3 separate regions of the Mus musculus genome follow, and regions 1 and 2 are each linked to region 3. A link is a contact called in ENCODE Hi-C or POLR2A ChIA-PET data. All regions are on one chromosome and are shown on one strand. Each heading gives the region's core, a stretch centred on a gene start or an enhancer-like site at or near the end of the contact. The rest is flanking DNA. Distances are from core to core; before and after follow the strand shown.

The links. A loop is a pair of places that touch in the nucleus more often than their neighbours do. ChIA-PET counts read pairs that join two places held with the same protein, here RNA polymerase II (POLR2A).
Region 1: a loop to region 3 is called in a map of heart, with 4 times the contacts of the local background. The contact joins the promoter of Exosc5 here to the promoter of Ccdc97 in region 3. A Hi-C loop is called at or near these places in 1 of 37 maps with a recorded cell type or tissue (heart). POLR2A ChIA-PET finds 5 or more read pairs at or near these places in 3 of 5 experiments (Patski and embryonic stem cell).
Region 2: a map of heart shows a loop between it and region 3 (3-fold over the local background). The contact joins the promoter of Hnrnpul1 here to the promoter of Ccdc97 in region 3. A Hi-C loop is called at or near these places in 8 of 37 maps with a recorded cell type or tissue (CH12.LX, gastrocnemius, heart and 2 more). POLR2A ChIA-PET finds 5 or more read pairs at or near these places in 4 of 5 experiments (Patski and embryonic stem cell).

Annotation. Positions count from the first base shown.
Region 1 is chr7:25,657,592-25,660,659 of GRCm38, forward strand. Exosc5 (exosome component 5) reads left to right here and starts at 1,562. Exons shown (of 6, transcript NM_138586.3): 1 at 1,562-1,792. The coding sequence starts at 1,645. Bckdha (branched chain ketoacid dehydrogenase E1, alpha polypeptide) reads right to left here and starts at 1,170. Exons shown (of 9, transcript NM_007533.5): 1 at 1,042-1,170. The coding sequence starts at 1,149.
Region 2 is chr7:25,753,029-25,756,373 of GRCm38, forward strand. It overlaps Hnrnpul1 (heterogeneous nuclear ribonucleoprotein U-like 1), which reads right to left and starts at 1,731. Exons shown (of 15, transcript NM_144922.3): 1 at 1,313-1,731. The coding sequence starts at 1,607.
Region 3 is chr7:25,717,503-25,720,590 of GRCm38, forward strand. It overlaps Ccdc97 (coiled-coil domain containing 97), which reads right to left and starts at 1,533. Exons shown (of 5, transcript NM_028771.3): 1 at 1,416-1,533. The coding sequence starts at 1,464.

The DNA of each region.
Region 1 (3,068 bases), core at 312-2,811, 60 kb before region 3:
GGGTGCAGGGAGATGGCTCAGTGACTAAGAGCACTGGCTGCTCTTCCAGAGGAATTGGGTTCAATTCCCAGGACCCATATGGCAGTCCAAAACTGTCTGTATGTACGCAACTCAAGTTCTACAGAATCCAACATCTTCATGCAGACCAAACAACAATGCACGTGAAATAAAAATAAGTAAACCATTTTTAAAAATCTTTTTTTTTTTTTTTTGAGATAGGGTCTCACGTAACTCAACCTGGCCTCAAATGCCTCCTCTCCTACTTCCCAAGCGCTGAAATTACAGACATGTGTCGCCATATCCAGATAAACAAACACACAGGGCTAGGAGCCAAACTCTGGACGTGGCGCGTGCTAGGCAAGCATTCTACACTGTGGTGGTACATTGCCAGACCGCAACAGATTTTGGAAGTGTTATCCTGCCCTTATCAACAATGGATCAAAAGGGAATTCCGAGTTTTCTCCAGTGTTTTCAAGAAAAGTGGGCAGCCAAGCACCGTAGCTTACATCTGTAATGCCAGTACTTGGGAGGCTGGGACAGGACTATCTCCAGTTCGATGCCTGTCTAAGCATCTGGGTGAGCTAAAGGCCATTCCGGACTCGTGGGTGAGATCCTGTCTCAAAAAAATAACGTGGGCAAAGGGTCCTGTTTGAACTTGTAGCTCTCTTTGTCTCCCTTCATAATCATCTTGTGTAAAGGACAGTCATGGCAAAGTCCCTTGCCTTGCCTTTTGATCAGGTGGCATAGGAATCAAACCAGTTTCTTGCTCAACTCCCTTTACAGTTGGAATTTAAGCAATGTAGGACCCTATGAAAACCTGATCTGTCCTTTCAACCCCCGTCTCGTCTCCTTCTATCGAGGCCCACAAGTAGCTGCCTTGCTTTTCCTCTAAAGGGATTCTTCCCTTGAATTTCTCTTCAAGAAGTTTCTCGGACCTTTTCTTTCTTTCCTTCACAGCCCGCGGTGTCTCACACAATGTAAGAATAACTTTTACGTCTCTATTTCTCCCTAAGAAAGACCCCGTGGGGCTCAGATACTCACAGATCTAGCCAAGCCCCGAACCCCAGATCGTCCCAACAGGAGAAGAGCAGCCTGGCGCAGGCCACGGCTCGGCCTCCAGATCTTGGCCGCAGACATCACTATCGCCATCTTGGCTAATAACCACTCCTCCTTTCTCACAGGATAGACATACGGCTGTCCCACCAGATGCCTTATTCAAATAGCAGCACCGCTAGGCCAACACGCTATCTGCTTCTAACCACCTTGCGACAAAGACGCATAAATGAGTAAGGTGGCAATTTTTAGTCTCTAAAATTGCTCCGGTCGTCTGCTTCTAGTTGCTCCTAATTCAGGCAACTAAAAGGACAACTTAACTTGAACCTTCAGGGTTCAGGACCCGGAGCCCTGAGCAAAATGGGCCCTCTCCAAGTCCCTCCCCCTGTTCCCTGTTGTCCAATGGCTATGCCAGAATTGGGAGGTGGAGGTGGGCGGGACCAGATTGTTAGTAAACGCTGAGCCACGTGCTAGGGCCAACTCGGGCGTGCCCTAGACGGGCGCATGCGCAATAGGTACGCGGCCGGTAGAACTGCGCGCGCCGCTAAGCGGAAGCTACGGTGGGAGCCGCAGCGCGCGTGGTCAGCGGCTATGGAGGGCGCAAAGCGTGCAGACGCCAATTTACTCACTGACACCGGAACAGAGTCCAGCCCCCGAAGTCCAGTCTGCAGTCTCCGGCACTTTGCTTGTGAGCAAAACCTGCTGTCCCGGCCGGATGGATCTGCTTCTTTTCTTCAAGGTACGAGCCTCACCAAGTTTAACTCAGCGCGCGCCATCCTCACCGAAGAAGGGTTTTTGAAGAGCGGTTACTGTGTAGTATGTAACCAAGTACGCCCGCCTCCTTGAACTTATTTCTAGATGTTGAGTATACCCACCTCCCGTCTCGAGAAGAAATGAGTTGGCCAGCCTGGTAAATCCCTCTCAGAGGAGATCGAGAGCAAGACCACTCTCATAAGAGTGACTATCCCAGAATAGGTATTTCACCAAGGCAGATATTACCCTTCTCTAGATTTCTTTCTTTCTTTTATCTTTCTTTCAAGACTTATTTTATTTATATAAGAGCACTGTAGCTGTCTTCAGACACACCAGAAGAGGGCATCAGATCCCGTTACAGATGGCTGTGAGCCACCATGTGGTTGCTGGGAATTCAACTCAGGACCTTTGGAAGAGCAGTCAGTGCTCATAACCACTGAGCCATCTCTCCAGCTCCCCTTGACTAGATTTCTTGGGTTTTTGTTGTTGTTGTTGTTGTTGTTGTTTTCACTTTGTTGTTGAACTCACTTTGTAGACCAGGCTGGCCTTGAACTCAGAAATCCGCCTGCTTCTGCCTCCCGAGTGCTGGGATTAAAGGCGTGCGCCACCACGCCTGGCTTTGACTAGATTTCTTAAAAAACACTTCTAGATCCATACATCACCGGTTGAGGCTAAGGTGTTTATTTGCATAAATACCCTTTGAGACAGACACATCACCACCACTGGTTTAAATATAATTACTGTGGCAGATGATACATCTAAGTAAGTGCTCTTCAAATTAAATGTGATCTTCCCATCCTGGGCTGAGAAGCATCTCCCCTTCCCCGGTCCCATCATTTAAGAAAACGTGCCTTTCCTTGGTATACACATTTCATCAGACTAAATGAATAGGGAGAAAAGAGAAGTCTTGTGGCTGAGACCCACACAACCCTATATCCCAGTCGGGCCAGCCAACTTTGAGAGGTCATGAGAGGGTGAGAAACTACCAGAGTAGACAGATGAGAGGGCAGAGACAGAGTTGACAATGGTGAGTTTGTTTGAGATGTTAAAGGCTGATCACCTTATGGCTAATAAGCTAGAGGTCATTGCTTATAGTGGTGGGTCAGAAAGAGCGAGAAAAAAAACAGTTGAGACAAGTCTCCAGGCATTTTCCTGCGAAGGAATCAGATAGATGGGGCAAGAGCTGACGACTGATAGAGCTTAAGAAAGGAGAAAACTGGCAGGTCAGTGGTGGCACACACCGTTAGTCCCAGCACTTGAGA
Region 2 (3,345 bases), core at 481-2,980, 36 kb after region 3:
GGTTCCAAATTCCCTCTCATACCAGGGTCTCCTTTACTCAAAGGACTGCTCTTTGATGCCAATCCTAACTAGAGACACTTTGGGCAGATCAAGTTCCCCCATATTCCCTGAGCACCCCATCTCCCTGAGCATACAAGTAACTATTTCTGGGGACTCAGGAGCCCTCTCTTGGAAAGGAATACTCCCTCTGCTTCATCATGAGGCCCCCAGCCAAAGCAACAGGTTTTCTTTCTTTTTCATACCCTCCACACTTCCCTCCCCCACACCTGCTAGACTAGCCACATGATCCCTGGCACACACAAGGGTCCCACCAGAGTTACCAACTCATTCCCCACAACTCCTGTTTCAAAAACTACCCATAGTTAAGAATGCAAGGCCACTCAGCAGAAACCACAGAGTACTAACCTGAGTCCTTCCAATTCTAGGCCCTCTAGTTTCTTTGTCCATGAGAAGATTCTGTCCTTTCTTGTCACCATTTAGATCCCAAATCTCCTCTGGAAGCCAACTAGATAGCCTAGACCTCCCAGTACCAAACATACAAGTTGTACCTGCCCTCAAGGTTGACCCTGTAACCTCGAGGAAATGTAGGAGTTGGGGATAGGGGTTTCCAAATCTGCTGGTCTTTCATTACCTCCTAAAAGGCCACCTGGCACACACTGGAGAGTTCAGTCCATGTTTTGGGAGACTCTTCCCAGCCTTGGACACCCGTAGGTCCAAAGTGCCAGTCCACCCCCAGCACTAAGCAGATCTTATCCCATCCGTGAAGAAAATCAAAGATCTTCTACCCTTAAAATTCTCCCTGACCTGCACCCTAGGCCATTCTTCCGCTACCTGAAAATCCAGCTTTTGAGACTCAGCCCAAACGGTGGACTAGCATGGCTACCCCAAGCTGTCAGCTCACCGCTCGGCTAGAATCTCTCATTTTCCAAGACGCCGCCCCCCGACACCCCTTTCCCTAAAACGTCTAGTTCTTCCGACTTTTTCCAACTCAAAGCCACAAAACAGAACCCCAAAGCAGTTTCCAGTCTCCGAATCCCAGGATATAAAATCCTCCCCGCCCGCCCGCTAGGACCCTGGTCGCCTTAAAATAAAATCCATCCCCCTCCACACGGTTTTCCTTGCACCGAAGGCCAGGATCCGCCCTCAGGCTGCCCCGAGGCCCTGGCCGCAGATCCTTTACAACGGCAGGTGGCAGGATCCCTGGCTCCTCAGACCATCTCCTGGATCTCTGTGGAGTCGAGCTCCCGCGTCCCACAGCCCGTCCTCGGCCCGGACTCCAGGCTCCCCGGTCCCCCGCCCCGCGCACTCTCACAATGTCCGTCCGGCCCCGAGTAGCCGCCGGGCTCCGGGTGCGGCTGCAGCCCGGGCGGCGGTGGCTGCGCGGTCCCCTCCAGCTCGGAGCCCCCCTCGGTCTCGACCTCCTCGTTGTTGTGCCCAGGTAACCCCGGATCGTCGTCAGCCTCGAGCTCCCGTTCGTCTTCGGGCTCCTCGGCCTCTAGCGCCGCCAGCAGCCGCTCAGCAAGCTCGGCCTTCAGGCCGCGAGTGTCCAGGCCGCGGCGCTGCAGCTCCTCGCGAAGTTCGTTCACCTTCAGGCGACGCACATCCATGGCCCGGGCCCCCGGGGCGGCCCCCGAGCCTGGCCCGGCCTCCCAGGGCTCTGTCCCCCCTAAACCTTGCCTGTCAGGAGGCGAAGGGGGAAAAGGGGGGGCCACTCCAATGGCGGCGGCGGCTCAAGATGGCCGCCGCCGCCTCCTCCCCCTTGCCCGGACCGTACGATGTAAAACGAGTCTCAATTGGTCAGCGCATGGGGCAACGGGCGCGGGCCCGGGAACCAAGCCAATCACAGTGTGGCTTTCAAAAGAACGGTACTAGAGGGCTCAGGAGCTGCCTAAGAGGAAGCGTTAGCCTACGTTGAAGTCGCGGCCAGAGTGGAGGGCGGGAAAAGGCGAGAGGCGGAGCAAGCGCTGATTGGGTAGCGCTCGCGCGCCCGCTGCGGTACAGTCAAATGAAGGAAAGGGAGTAACGACTTGGAGCCATTAGCAGCCAGATCTCAGAACAACCGCCCAGTCTCTCCGCGCCGTGCTTCCCTCAGACTCTCTGTAAAACACATTCTAACTGGTCTTCATCTCACGCCCCCTCGCGGAGGCCAAGCGGGTAAAACCACCACAACCAATCAAATGCGGCGGGAAGAGGCCGGCCAACCCTCGTCTTTCCTGTTGCCTTTCGGGAACCGGAAGGAGATTAATTCACCGAGGCCCCGCCCCTTGCCGTTAGGGCGGTTTCAAAACAACCTGTTCGCCAATCGCAGTTACTGTTATATTTCACCACTGCCAGAGCTTGAGCGCTTTAGAAAAAGCGAACTAGATTGGCCATTCTTGAGAGGCTTGCCTCTCAAAGTTCTCCGTACAGCAGGGTATAATACGGAATGAAAATCAAGTGGATCTGTTACTCATCGTTTGTTAGAAACCCAGTTGCCTTTATGAGAAACAACAACAACAAAATTGGTCCTGGAGAGCGCTGAAGGGTTGAAAGCAGGGGCTAGGCTAACAACGGGAGAAAAGTTGTGTGGTAAATCGCACCCCTCCCTTTGATGCACAACCTCCCAGGGCGCTTTCTCTATGGTTGCTAGACAAGCCACTCTGCACGCAACCATAGAGCCTTCCCGCTCTGGGCATAGCTGCAGAAGTTCGCGGCTTTCCATCTCGAATCCATTAAACCGTTGTTGCTCAACCTCAATCTTGCTGTGTCTACTCTGACCAATTCGCACACGAGAATCCGTAATTACGACAGGTTGTGTTAATCCATACACCTGTCGCCCTTTGCTCAGAAGACAAAAACTTAGTGAAATAACACCGAGACGCACAACGCAAATGTGCACCGACATCTATAGCCTTAACTCCCAACAAAAGCCACAAACACTCTCTATTAGACACACGCAAACATCCCACAATAAATGAATAGGCGTGACAGGCCAAAAGCATCAATTCAGGATAAGACTTCAAACGGCAGTGTAGGTGTGGCACAAGCATGCAGCATCGTGCGACAAAGCTCAGCTAAGACAGTTCACGCTACAAGCTCACACCACAGCAACCTAGACACACAGCACCCACTCAGCAGCGGGACAGACACTCACGTGGGCCCGAGGTTCCAGTCCAGACACCCCGCCCCTCGCCCACGTCGGACTTCCTCTCTCCTCCCAGCTGACCACAATGATTTGTTTTTTGAAAGAAAAAAAAAAAAAAAAAACTTTGTGGCCCGGATTGAACTGTACCCAGTTCTCAGGAACCACCACCGGGGGGCGACCGGGCGCCGCATAGGGTTCTTGAAATGGTAGTAGTCACAGAC
Region 3 (3,088 bases), core at 283-2,782:
AAATGAATGAATAACAATGAGAATGTAACAAAACAACAAAACTCTAATCAAGTAGATTGAATAGCCATGAATGGACGTCCCTGGGGATCCTACCTGACTGGAACAAGTTCAGGGTGGAGAGCACGCTGTAGTAGGTGATGGGTAAGAAAATTATGAGCAGTGTCTTGGCAGTGCTAGGAGGACAGGCCTGCTCTACCACACACAGTTTAGATGGTGCTGGGGATTGAACCCAGGGCCTCAGGCATGCTATGCAAACATCCCACTAATAAGCTACGGCCTTAATCCCTGGCTTTGAACCTTCTAGGCTCCTGACTATAGGCCCATTTCACCACATCTTGCCCCAGATTCTCTTTTATGGCTTCATGGTAGCAAATGTGATTGGCATTTGTAAGGCTTGAGGCCCAGCACCAGAAAGTTTAAAAGATACATACAATTTTGTTACAGAAAATGTTAATATATATACTTTGAAGCAGGGCCTCATAGTACAGGGTTTGACTTTGTAGTCTGGAACTCACTATGTAGTTTAGGATGTCTTCAAACTTAAGGGTAATCTCCTGCCTCAGTCTCCCAAGTGCTGGGGTTACAGATATAAATCACCACAATTGGAGATTATCAAAGATTGAAACACACACTAGAACACACCTCTGCCTCTACATTCATAATCTGCTATTCAGCTTCAGTAACTCCCAGTTCCAAGTTGTCATCGCACATCAGACTACTATGAAACATTAAAGACAGGCGTGGTGGCACAGGGCTGTAAACTCAGTACCTTGGGACCTGGGATTGGAGGACAGCAATTTGGAGGCTGACCTTGGCAATAATAAAAGGCTGTGAACAAAACCCCAAAACAAAACAAAACAAAAGCCCCCGCCCCCGCCCCCCCAAGCCAATACTTGTAGGAAGTCAGTAGCAAAGTAAAAGGCATTGAAGGTGCGAGGGAGAAAGGACCTAAAGGGGCGGAATGAGAACTTTAGGACCTAAAGAGGCAGACGTTGGGGTCAGGAAGGGTTAGAATGCAATGGGGGCTGTTGGTTTGATGTGAGCTTTCATGGGACAAGAGGAGAGCTAGCTTGGGATACGGAGAAACTCAGGTTGGCACAGAAATGATGTTAACTTGAGAAAGGTTGGTCTGAGACTGGAAGAATCTGCAGGAGAGTTGTTATTTGCTTGAAGCGTTGGCATGGTAAAAAAAAAAGTGGGTTAGCCTAGGACATGGAAAGGGGTTCATTTCAAAGAAGAAGGGAAACGTCAACCTGCTACAAGGCCGAATAACCAGACCCACAAGGTGGACCAAGTGTTGAAAGTGCCAGTAAGCGGCGGTCAGACTTCCTAGAGTCCTCAGCGCTTGCCGGAACCATTTCCTGGTCACACCGCAAGAGCACCCTCCGGTCACCTGAGCCTGGCAAACGTCTCACCATTATCCGGCTTCCTCTCCGTCACCTCTGCAGCTGCCACCGCCTCCATAACAGGTCTCTTCAACACAGTAACCGCCACAGCGGGCTCCGGAAGCCAGGCTGGACCCTAGGTACCCGCAGGTACTTCCGGTTACGCAAGCGTCTTTATGCGGCACCCAAGCATCAAAGTTCCGGGTCAAAGGCGGGCCTTCTCTTATGCGCATGCGTAGCCCCGCTGATGGATCTTAAACCTATCAAATGGGAAAGTCAGCGGGGACCGTGTGTCATTTGATCGCTACTCTAACTTGAGGTCCTCGTGTGTTAATATTTGGAGTGGTTGTATTGGCCCTATCGCATAGACCCTCGAGTCCTCTTAAAAATACTTATGCGGTCAGAAGACAACTTATGGGAGTGTGGATAAAATTCAGTCAAGGTTGGCAGCAAGCATCTTTAACCGCCGAACCATCTCATCCAACTTTGTGCTCTCTGTAGATTTGACTTCCTTCTATCATCACATCCAGCCTGTAGGGCTGGCATGAGATTAAATTGGGGGGAGAACCTTTGTGTTTCCAAACAAGAAGGAAACCTGCAGATATGAGGAATTCGCTGTGTAAAAGGGAAGGACCTGCTCACCACAGGCAGGGTCAGAGACTTTCTGGCAGGGATAAAGCCCCCAGATGAGACCTGAAAGGCATGGGCAGGAGTTAGGAAGTACTTCAGGCAGTTTTGCTGACAAAGGTACTTCTGGGTGCTGTTAACTGTTTACTATGCAGAGCATACAGCACTCAGGAGACAGAGGCAGGGATATCACTGAGGGTTTGACGAAATCTTGTCTTGAATAAGGCCGGCCAGGGTTACATGGCAAGTTTTTCTCAAGAAAGCAAAAAATAAAAGATTATTGGAAGCTGGGCAGTGGTGGTGCACACCTTTAATCCTAGCACTTGGGAGGCAGAGACAGGCAGATTTCTGAGTTCGAGGCCAGCCAGGTCTACAGAGCGAGTTCCAGGGCAGCCAGAGAACCCAGACTCAAAAAAAAAAATGGAGGCCACGTGTCAGTGTCAGATCATAAAGGGCTTCGTAGCCCTATGAGGTGTTTGGAACCCATAAGGTTTGGGGTAGGGAACCAAGGAAAGGAACTGGAGATCACAACGAGGAAGGTGGTGCATTAATCTTGAAACAGGTTTGGAAGAGTTAGAACTTGGTAAGCATTCCCGACATTTGGGGAATGGCCTGGTAAAAACCCAGCTGCATCACCAGGAATGGCCAGCAGAGGGCGATGCTGCCCAACACACATATGCCAAGAGCAGCATTTCCCAGGCTAGGGACAAGGACCCCTCCTTACCTTCTCCTAGAGCAACTTGACAAGTGTCTCTCCTCCCCTTCCCCCCTCCCCCAGACAGGGATTCTCTGTATAGCCCTGGCTGTCCTGGAACTCAGAAATCCACCTGCCTCTGCCTCCCAAGTGCTGGGATTAAAGGAGCGTGCCACCACAGCCCAGTGACAAGTATCTTTTAGGCACCGACATGGTCCCCCCTCAGCCTTGCATCTACTCCCTCCTGGTGTCTAGCCATGTTGCACCTAGGTCCTGGGGCACTGTAAGTGGTATGCATACCTTTGGATACAGGCTCTTGTCACAACCCCCAGCTTCTTTTGATAGGTTGTGGCTCTTCAAAGGCTCCCTAGTTTCTACAAGG